2 separate regions of the Homo sapiens genome follow, and region 1 is linked to region 2. Evidence: read pairs that join two places in POLR2A ChIA-PET (ENCODE). Cell type or tissue: MCF 10A. All regions are shown on one strand. Links, peaks and the distances in the headings refer to the core of each region. The heading gives the core; the rest is flanking DNA.

What was found. ChIA-PET counts read pairs that join two places held together with the same protein. Peaks named below come from ENCODE experiments on the same cell type or tissue, not always from the same donor. Only the 100,000 strongest peaks of a DNase experiment are listed, where the experiment ranks them.
Region 1: POLR2A ChIA-PET joins it to region 2 with 10 read pairs; 1 of 35 experiments calls an interaction of 5 or more read pairs at or near these places.

The regions. Positions count from the first base shown.
Region 1 is chr18:30,357,924-30,362,457 of GRCh38, reverse strand. The region is part of intron 1 of LOC105372047 (a long non-coding RNA gene); the gene reads left to right. Among named protein-coding and RNA genes, the nearest start is that of MIR302F, 61 kb to the right of the region's middle. In MCF 10A, for the core only: no CTCF peak of the experiment used is centred there; DNase peaks (open chromatin) are centred at 2,697 and 3,677.
Region 2 is chr18:30,763,960-30,768,493 of GRCh38, reverse strand. No RefSeq gene overlaps it. Among named protein-coding and RNA genes, the nearest start is that of DSC3, 280 kb to the left of the region's middle. RefSeq lists an enhancer at 3,900-4,534. In MCF 10A, for the core only: no CTCF peak of the experiment used is centred there; a DNase peak (open chromatin) is centred at 2,263.

The sequences.
Region 1 (4,534 bases), core at 282-4,281, 410 kb after region 2:
TGCTTGGTCCTGGGCCTGCTGCAGGAGGCGTCCCGTCCACTCAGCTCACTAAGCCATATCTGGCTTTCACACTGGCCCAGATGCTGTGGCCGCAGCAACTGTGCACTCAGCCCCTGGTGGATGGGGGTGTGTGAGTGAGCAGGTGCAGGGTCCAGCCAGCCATTCAGGCATTGGCACAGAATCAGGCTCTATACGGGGCTTGCAGCTGGACAAGGCATATCACAAGCCACTCCCGTGGTGGACTCCAGCCTCTAGACAAGGCAACATGGTGGCACCCAGACAGGGGTCCCCATGATCCCGAAGCCCCAGAGGGGATATTACAGTGTGCTAATTAGCTCTTTTAGTCCTGCCTTCGGTGACAAGTTAACAGCTCTGCCAGCCTCTGCCTCATTCTGGCCCATGGCTCCAGGGCTGGCTGGACCCCACCGCTGCTTCTCATTGCATGGGGTGGCTGCCCTCCACTGGTGGCAGGCAGAGGGCCACAGTTGTTACAGCTTTTGGTGTACCCACATTCAGTTGGTCCCAAGTTCTCATTCCACATCCAAGAAGAATGAGATCGCACTGACAATTGAAGAGTGAGGAGGGTGGAGAATAATTTTATTGGGCAACAAAACAGCTCTCAGCAGAGAGGAGACGTGAAGGTGGTCTCGCAGGGTGGATTCTCTCCCAGTGTGGCTGGGTCCAGGGATTGTAAGGGCTCAGAATGGGGGAGTGCTTGCTGATTGGTTTGTGAGTATAGGGAAAAGACTAGAACAAAGGCACCTCTCAAAGGTGGGCACAACAGTGTGAAAAACCAACTAGGGAAGAATAGGCTATATGTAAAATAGGTGAAGGGTGGGGATTAATCAGAGGAAAGTGTGCCAAACGGGAAGACAGGTTCTCAGTCTGCTCTGTGGATTTGACTTGCAGTTGGCTTTCAGGCTTTCAACTGTCTTTGGCTTCAAGGTAGGGTTTCACTGGGGACCCGGCCCCTGTCTGCCTAGGATCTGCCTGCCTTCTGCCACTATCAAGATTAGCTGCTTGTTCTGTCTTACAATCCTCACACAGAAATATTAAGGCCTGCTAAAACAGAGCAGTTATATTTTTGGTATCCTGGATCAGAAATAATGGTAAACTAGAAATCTCTCCCTGTCAAATACGCTCAAATGCCCTCACTTAGTTACATTACCAGTCATGATGTGAGAAAGGACTACAGGAAAGTTTTCAGTTTAACAGTGGGGAATTTTGATATTATAAGTGATTAAGTTAATTAAAAATGAAAAGCAATGCTCCAAAGTTATGTGATTCTAATGCAGTATAATGTGTGAAATATGATTAAGTAGAAAAGGATACACATTATTAATTGATGCAAAGGTAGATTATGAGTGAACATATAATGAAGCATTAACAAGCATGAGAAGGGACTCTGAATACCTAAACAAATGTCATAATTATCGATAACTCTTTCCATGCTAAAATACCGCTGATTCAACTGACTCCTTATATTTTTATAAGTCTTGGGAAACTGAGGAGTCCAGTTTTGTCTATTTCATTAGGTTGAGCAGTAGGACAGAGAATATTTTACTGCTATTTTAGGGAAAAAAACATTTTGAGTCAAAGGTGATGACATAGAGAATACTGCTGACTAACCCTCTAATTCAAAAATAAGTGGTCAAGTGTAGAATTGAATAGGATGTGGTTAATGGATTGAAGGAGTAGGATAGGTGGTAAACAAGATGAAAAACAAAATGAAAATGTTGAACCACACAGAATTTTGCACCTTAATGCTTTCTCAATTTTCTTGTTTAGGAAAGTATGGATGAAAATAAAGTATTTAAATTAGGGCAATTATTTTATTGGGAGCTAATGTCCTCACTGAATATAATAGTAGATGTATTCTGCTGAAATTATGAAAGTAGATAAGTTCTGCTGCACAAAAAGACAGGATTAAAATATTAATTGATCTTTTTAATAATTACAATTATTTTAGATAATAAAAATAATAAAATTAAAATAAAATGTGTTCATAAAATTAATAACACTACATATTCAATAAGATCCTAAATATTTATTATAAATACTATAAAGTAATACACAAATATATTTAAGGTGGCAATTGGAAATTTTTATTTCACTTGTACTGCTTTCTTTATTTTTCAAATTTTTAAATAATAATTATGCATCCCTTTTACAATATGAAGAAAGCGAACAATATGTAAGAGGAATCTGTAAAAGTGATTCAGTCATCAATGTTGTGGAAATTTTCTGGCTTTGCTTATTCTGCTTTTGTTTCCTTTTTCTGAAATGTCAAGACAATATGTAGATATTTCTGGTAACTTTTTTATTATTTCATAGGCCAGTCAACTAGGAAACACATGTATAGTAATCGTTCTCTACTTTGTGCAGAACAGTGATGTGTTTTCTATTTTGTGGGGAACAATTTAATTTTAGGCTTAAAGCGAGAGTAAGAATTCAAATGCAACTGATATTCAGATGTGAATAGTACTATAATAGCTTTAAGCTGTGGCATAATTTTCGGGTCATGCTTGTGAGCCCCTACCTTTTGTGTAGTGGGAAAATATAACTTTATTCTCTTCTGTTCACTTTAAAATGCTTCAATCATTATGTTCTCTTTAAGTTACTCTGTTTTTTCCAGGGTGAGTCAGATAAGAGAATTGGTAACTCCCCACCCCCCGGGCTCTTTCACATCCACTCCCCACATGTCATTCTGCTGAACCAGGTTGAGGTGGGGCTATGAGATCATGTGGCTCCTTGGTCTCTTCTACCCTTTTCACCCATATATCTGTTCTTTGGTCACTGCTTTCCTCTTTGGCCTTTATGTCCAAGTTACCTCATGGTAGAATTTAAGATCTAATCTTGTTTCCTCTGACCGGCTAGTGGGAGAATCTCAAGTGTACGGCTTCCTTTTTTGCAACCATGCTGCTCCACCAGGTTGTGTGGGAAATGGCTGCTTGCTTGAATCCTCGGCTGATGGAAGGATGGCTTAAAATTAGATCTTCCTTTAGTGCTGTCTGCCCCTGGAATGCTTAAACATATATGAATGTTTTTAAAGATCATCTTCATTGATGTGTTATTCAGAACACGTTAATATTTTCCAATATATCACCCCATTTCACAAGTAGTGTTGACATTACTATTAAGCATAAACATGAAGTGCCTATGAGACTAAAATGAATAATACTGTTTGCATTTGGAAGATACAAAACCTCTAGTGCTGTGCTTGATCTTGAAGGAAAATATTTGGTTGATGCAAATGTAATGGTTTTTGCCATGGTGCAGTTAACGTTTGCACCAGCCTAATACATCTGGATTCTGCTTTCACTTGGCTGTATAAATACTTTCTGCATCAGCCTCCCTACAAGAAGCATTTCTGTTTAACTCACTAAAAATATTATTTGAAACATGTGAACACAAAGGAGAAGATAGCAACGTCTTTTGAAGGTATAATTTCAAAGGTACCCAGTGAAATTTTATTTCTTCTAGCTGTGATTATTGCTTTGAAATTTAAAATAACAGATCATGAATTTCCCACTTTATATTCCTGAATTCACATTTACATCAGATTAGGTCAGTTTGTGTCTTCCTGAATAGCCACATGGCAACATTTTACTAGGTACACAAACCTTATTCTCTCATTGTTATTCTTTGGCTAGACTCTTGATGTTCATTGCAACACACATGATTGCCACAGCTCTCTGGGTTTTTTTCTGACTCTAATTTTGCTGTTCTTCATGACTCATTATCTAGCAGTCACCACAACAATAAGAGTTATTGAACATTCACTCTATGCAAAACCATGTCCTATACAATGAACAGTAGAGGATTACAAGAGAATAAAATACTTGCTCTCTGCTGTCAATGACATTGCAATCTAATGGGGTTTAAAAATCTCTAGTGTCTAGTGTTCAGCCTGGTGCCATATCAGTTTCTATTTTATATCAAACATATCAGAAAATCACTAAAACACATTTTACTACAGAGTAAAATTTGCTTTAAAGAAGGTCAATTTTTGGCATCATTCTTGGTTATTGAGTCCGAAAGATGTTCTTAAAACTTTCATGGATATTGAGGATAATGCTATATAATAATAATTTTAATGTATTTAAATAGCATTTTACATTTAAAAACACGTTTACAAGTATATGCTTTATATAATGCTCTATATGTTAAAAGTATATAATATATACAAACATAGACACTTTATTCTCACAGCAAAATAGTTGATGCTATAGTAGTTTTATGTTGAGAAAATCTAAGCTCATGGTAGAACTATGTTACTGTGTAATGGAAATAATGTTGGATATATAATTAGAATTTATACCTAGTACCTTTTGTTCCCGTTGTTGGCTTTTTCAGATTACTCCTTTATTAGTGATGCTTTCATTTAAGAGGATTGAAGTAAAAAACTAAAGAATTGGTGACCTACCAAGTAGCTATGTATGTCTCTTATGTGGGAGTTTTTTATTTAGGATATTGTAACTATCACACTTCTATGTACTGTGATCTGAACCAGACTTAATGTGAAAATATTTAT
Region 2 (4,534 bases), core at 286-4,285:
CTGATCCCCACTTCCCATCATTGCCTGAATTAGTTTTTCAGGTTAACTTTGGAACTCCCCTGGCCAAGAGAGAAGGTCTATCAGTCAGTTAGCGGGCTTACAATTTTATTTTGGTTTACATTGTGCTGTAAGCCTAGGTAGATTTTTTTCTCCCCTTAATCAATTTTATACTTTTCTAGGGGACGGTTTCAATTTCAGCAGTCAAGCTCTGGCAAGTGTTTCCCAGGCTGAGTTAACCTTTTCTCTGTGCCTAAATTTGTGCATATTTATTATAACAGATGGTGTATAACCACATAATAATTTCTGACAGTTGAAATTTGGTCATTAGAACAAAATTAAGTCAGGATAAATTCCAAAACTATATCACACAATGGAAGGTATTCGGACTATGAAACTGGAGGTTGTATTTATATACCAGCTTTGCCATGCACCAACTTGCTGCATAATTATAGTATCTACCTCCATGGGTTACTGTGAAGGTTAAATGAAATTGTGTGATGAGCACGGTATAAACTATAAAGTAAAAGTAGATCTGAATGGAGCTCAAGAACTGTTGTTGGGGTAAGTACATTTTCAAAGCCTTTCCAGGACTTAACATTTCATGCTTTGCTGATTTAGGATTTAAGGTAATATTGCAGGATTACTTTCTTTAATTTCCATAGTCTTTTTTATTCATTCTAAGTATTTATACTTCAGTTTCATTTGTTGAATTTTTAAATTTTATACTGCATGGATACTAACCTTTGTGAGTGGAACCAGATTAATTGATATCCATTGATGTGTCTGAGATTTAGTTAAAATTGGAAATGGGCCTATAAAGACATCTGGCATGAAAAATAAGTTGAAAGCATGATAGCTCTTTGACGGTAAAATGTATTTGATTTAGAATTGCTAAAAGATATCATTTTTTAGAGTTTCTTTAAAAGTTGGAACAATAGTATAGAAATTTGATTTTGCCTGGCTGAGAAACAAAGTGATAGATTCTATTTAGGATGAAATATTATTTCTTAAAACACTTTTTCTCTGTGAAAATGGAAAACATTGTGTATAGCATCAATTTCTTTTCTAAAAACATATTGGAGGATGCTAACATTACTTTTCTGATAGGGAAAAGGCAGGCTTTCCACTTTCTACAGAATGTATCCTCTTGACAATTATGCCACATGCTTAGATATACCAAATAAATTAGAACACTTGCCCTGGAGATGCCAGGTGTGTTACAGTAGGTAGCTAGTCAGACATGAGCAGGGTGGGAGAGTCCCCCCCACCACTAGGAATGTCAGGCAACCATCAGGTGATGGTCAGGTGGTTATTAAACTGCCTCTCTAAAATTATAATTGGTCACAGCCAGTGCCAGGGAAAAGCAGTCTCCCAATTGATAAAAACACCTAAAACTGGCAATCAGCAGCCTCCTAAGATCTCAGGAGTTGGGCAAGTGTCCTCAAGCATACTCATTAAGAGGCAAAATGGTGGAGTTTAACTGGTATATGACCTTCTATATGAACGTCTATGGATATTTGACTGGTAAGGGAAGAACGCCTCAAGTGAGCCTGCATAGAACTCCAATAAACACAACATGCATACTCACCTCCCAAGTGCTGGTAGGCCACTACACATGCACACAGCTTACCCCAAGGGAAGAATCAGGGGTAAAATAGTTAAATCAATTATGTTAGCATAATGTAAAATAAAACATAAAGAAATGTAATGAAAGTTCGAAAACAAAGTTACCAATGTTTTACATTTAAATGTAGCTAGTAAAAATTCCATAACTGTGATTTTAATATCAGGGGTTCCATCTTGAGACCAAGTAAGAATCAGATGAGCCTGGGCATGTCTAGTAAAATAAAGAATAAAAGCTTGCGTTAAAGCAAACTAAACATGTCCTGAGAAGGACTCCATACTTCTATATTTGAGTCCTTGTAGATGACCTGCAACCTAACTTAGTGGGTAGACAACCCTAACTTAGGAGTATGCACCTGTAACAGTGGCTGAGTCTTGGCCAATTCCAGCAGCCATACTTCAACCACTCATACACTGCTGAGTGTTCAAACTGAGTTGAAATGAGGTAAATGCCAACCTGTAATCAATTCATCTGTTTCTGTACCTTACCTCCAATTTCTGTATGTCACTTCCTTTTTTGTGTCCATAAATTTGTTCTGACCAGGAGGCATCACTGGAGTCTCTCTGAATCTGCTGTGATTCTGGGGGCTGCCCAGTTCATGAATCATTCATTGCTCAATTAAACTCCTTTAAATTTATTTTGGCTGAAGTTTTCTTTTAACACTTGGTTTGTTGCCAGTGTTCCAGCTACGTCAGGAATGAGTTATCTCTAAGGGAAATTTATTCAATTGGAAGAAAGAAGTAGCCATCATCATTGCATATAATTTAATGAGAAGACTACACTTTACAAGTACATCATTTTTGATATTGAATTGTTTGGCCCAAGACCATTATTATGGGGGCAGAGTCAACACTACCATGAGTCTCCATTAATAAAGCTGAAAACAAATCTATAACTCATTCTCCCACTTTATCACATGCTGCTCTCAGAAAACCGTAAGTTGTAGGGACCACAGAAGTATTTGATGGCACACTGGTAGACCCTGTAGTGCCACCCCTGCCTGAAAAACATGGTGCTGGATCAAACAGATGCATTGCTAAGCATATGTGAAGAATCAGAGTATCACAGAAATACTGAGAGAAAAATTTCCATGGAGCTGGTGATCTTTTGTCAAAGATATTAAGCCAATGATTGAGAAAAGTGAAGTTATTCCTCTTAATATGAGGCAGAGGCCTCAGGAAACTGGAAAACTCTCTAATAAATGACTGAATATCCCTGTCTTTTAAGAGGAAATTGTCTGAAGAAATTCTAATGATTTGTGTTTGGCCATTTGCATGAATATCTAAGAGCCTGGGCACTGGAGGAAGGCTGATGTTGGAAGGGTCTCGAAGAAAGTAGTTGGGTGGATTGACCTAGGTCTAGGCTCCTAAAAACTCTTAAGCTAACACATAACACATATTGCACAATATGGAATTTAGGCTTCTGAAAGCTGATTAGATTCCTGAAAGCTCTTGAGCAATCACATAAAACATATCGCACAATATGGAGTTTCCAACACCCGTTGAAATGCTCATTGCTCATCACAATGAGTCTCACTCTTTGGATTTCTGAAAGTATTGATGGCACCGACATATAGGGTTAGGAGAGCAAATTCAGCAACTGATTACTTCTTACCTGAGGGATGATTGGAGAAGCAATCTCTAAGTGGATGTGATGAACTTGGTTCTAAATTCATATTAATCCTAAATTCACATTAATAAAAATCCTAAGGAAAGTACACACTAAACTTTAGTATGTGCCTAGTAATCTGCTAAGTACTTTAAACAGATCATCTACTTTATTCCTTACAATTATCTTATAAAATAGGTATTGTTACTATCTCCTTTAGATAGTTGAACAACTGAGGCTCATAGGAGACCAAAGACTTGCCTAAGATTTCAGCATGTTTTAGGTACCAAGGATTGTGCTAAACACTTTACCTGCATTATTAAATTTAATCTTTAGAGCTGCTATTGAAAATAATGAATTCTGAGACTTCAGCTATGCAAATGTACCTGGACATATTTTCTTAAATATTATTTTTTAAGCACAGATTTACAATTCAGATGTGTTGCTAAGTGGTGTACATTAAGATAATAACTAAACTTTCTGAAGTTTGTTAGTCCAAAATGAATCCACCTTCTTTCTGCAAAATTAGAGCTCTTAAAATAACTGAACAATTCTTAAATAATAACTTATAGGAAAGGTATAAACTATAGATTACATTATAATAAATATTTAAAAACAATAAAGCTTGGCTGCTCATAGTTGGTTATTTTCTAAATTCGTTTTTTTCTTATTTATTTTATTATTTTTTTTGAAGGCACACTTAAATATGCTTCTTTTATCCTTGTAGAACTAATTAAACATTGTTAAAAAAAAAAGTTCCAGAGATGAGTAAACAGAATTATTTCATTTTGATATTACTACCAGCAACTAGAGAAGGAACAAAGACCCAGTCTGGATACTTAACTCCATGGACACAAAAGGTGAAGGGTTTTTAAGTGCTGTGGTGGACAAGCACTAGGGGACATTTAGTGGGTTATTGACGAATGGGAGTTGTGGAGCACACTATGTTATTCCTGAGTGTGAGACTGTGTTTCTCTGTGATTAGGTCCTCTGTGTTTGCTAATTGGTGCCCATTCAAGTTAGTCTCCTACCCTCCCACAGTCCCCTTCAGTATTTACATTTCAAAGAGATTGTTTCCAAGTCCTTGAGAAAGACATTTCCTGGGCTGTAAAACTGGTAGGCTGGGAGATTTACATTCCTTTCAAAGCGGCAGAAAGAATTTACAACTACAAGTTTTCTAAAGTAAATGGTAAATGCTCTAAGAAAAGGAAGGTCACGGACTTACAATCAGGAAGAAACCTATTTAATGTGTCATCAAGCTGAGGGGATCCTTAAGGCTGTGTTGGTCATCATTACCCTGAT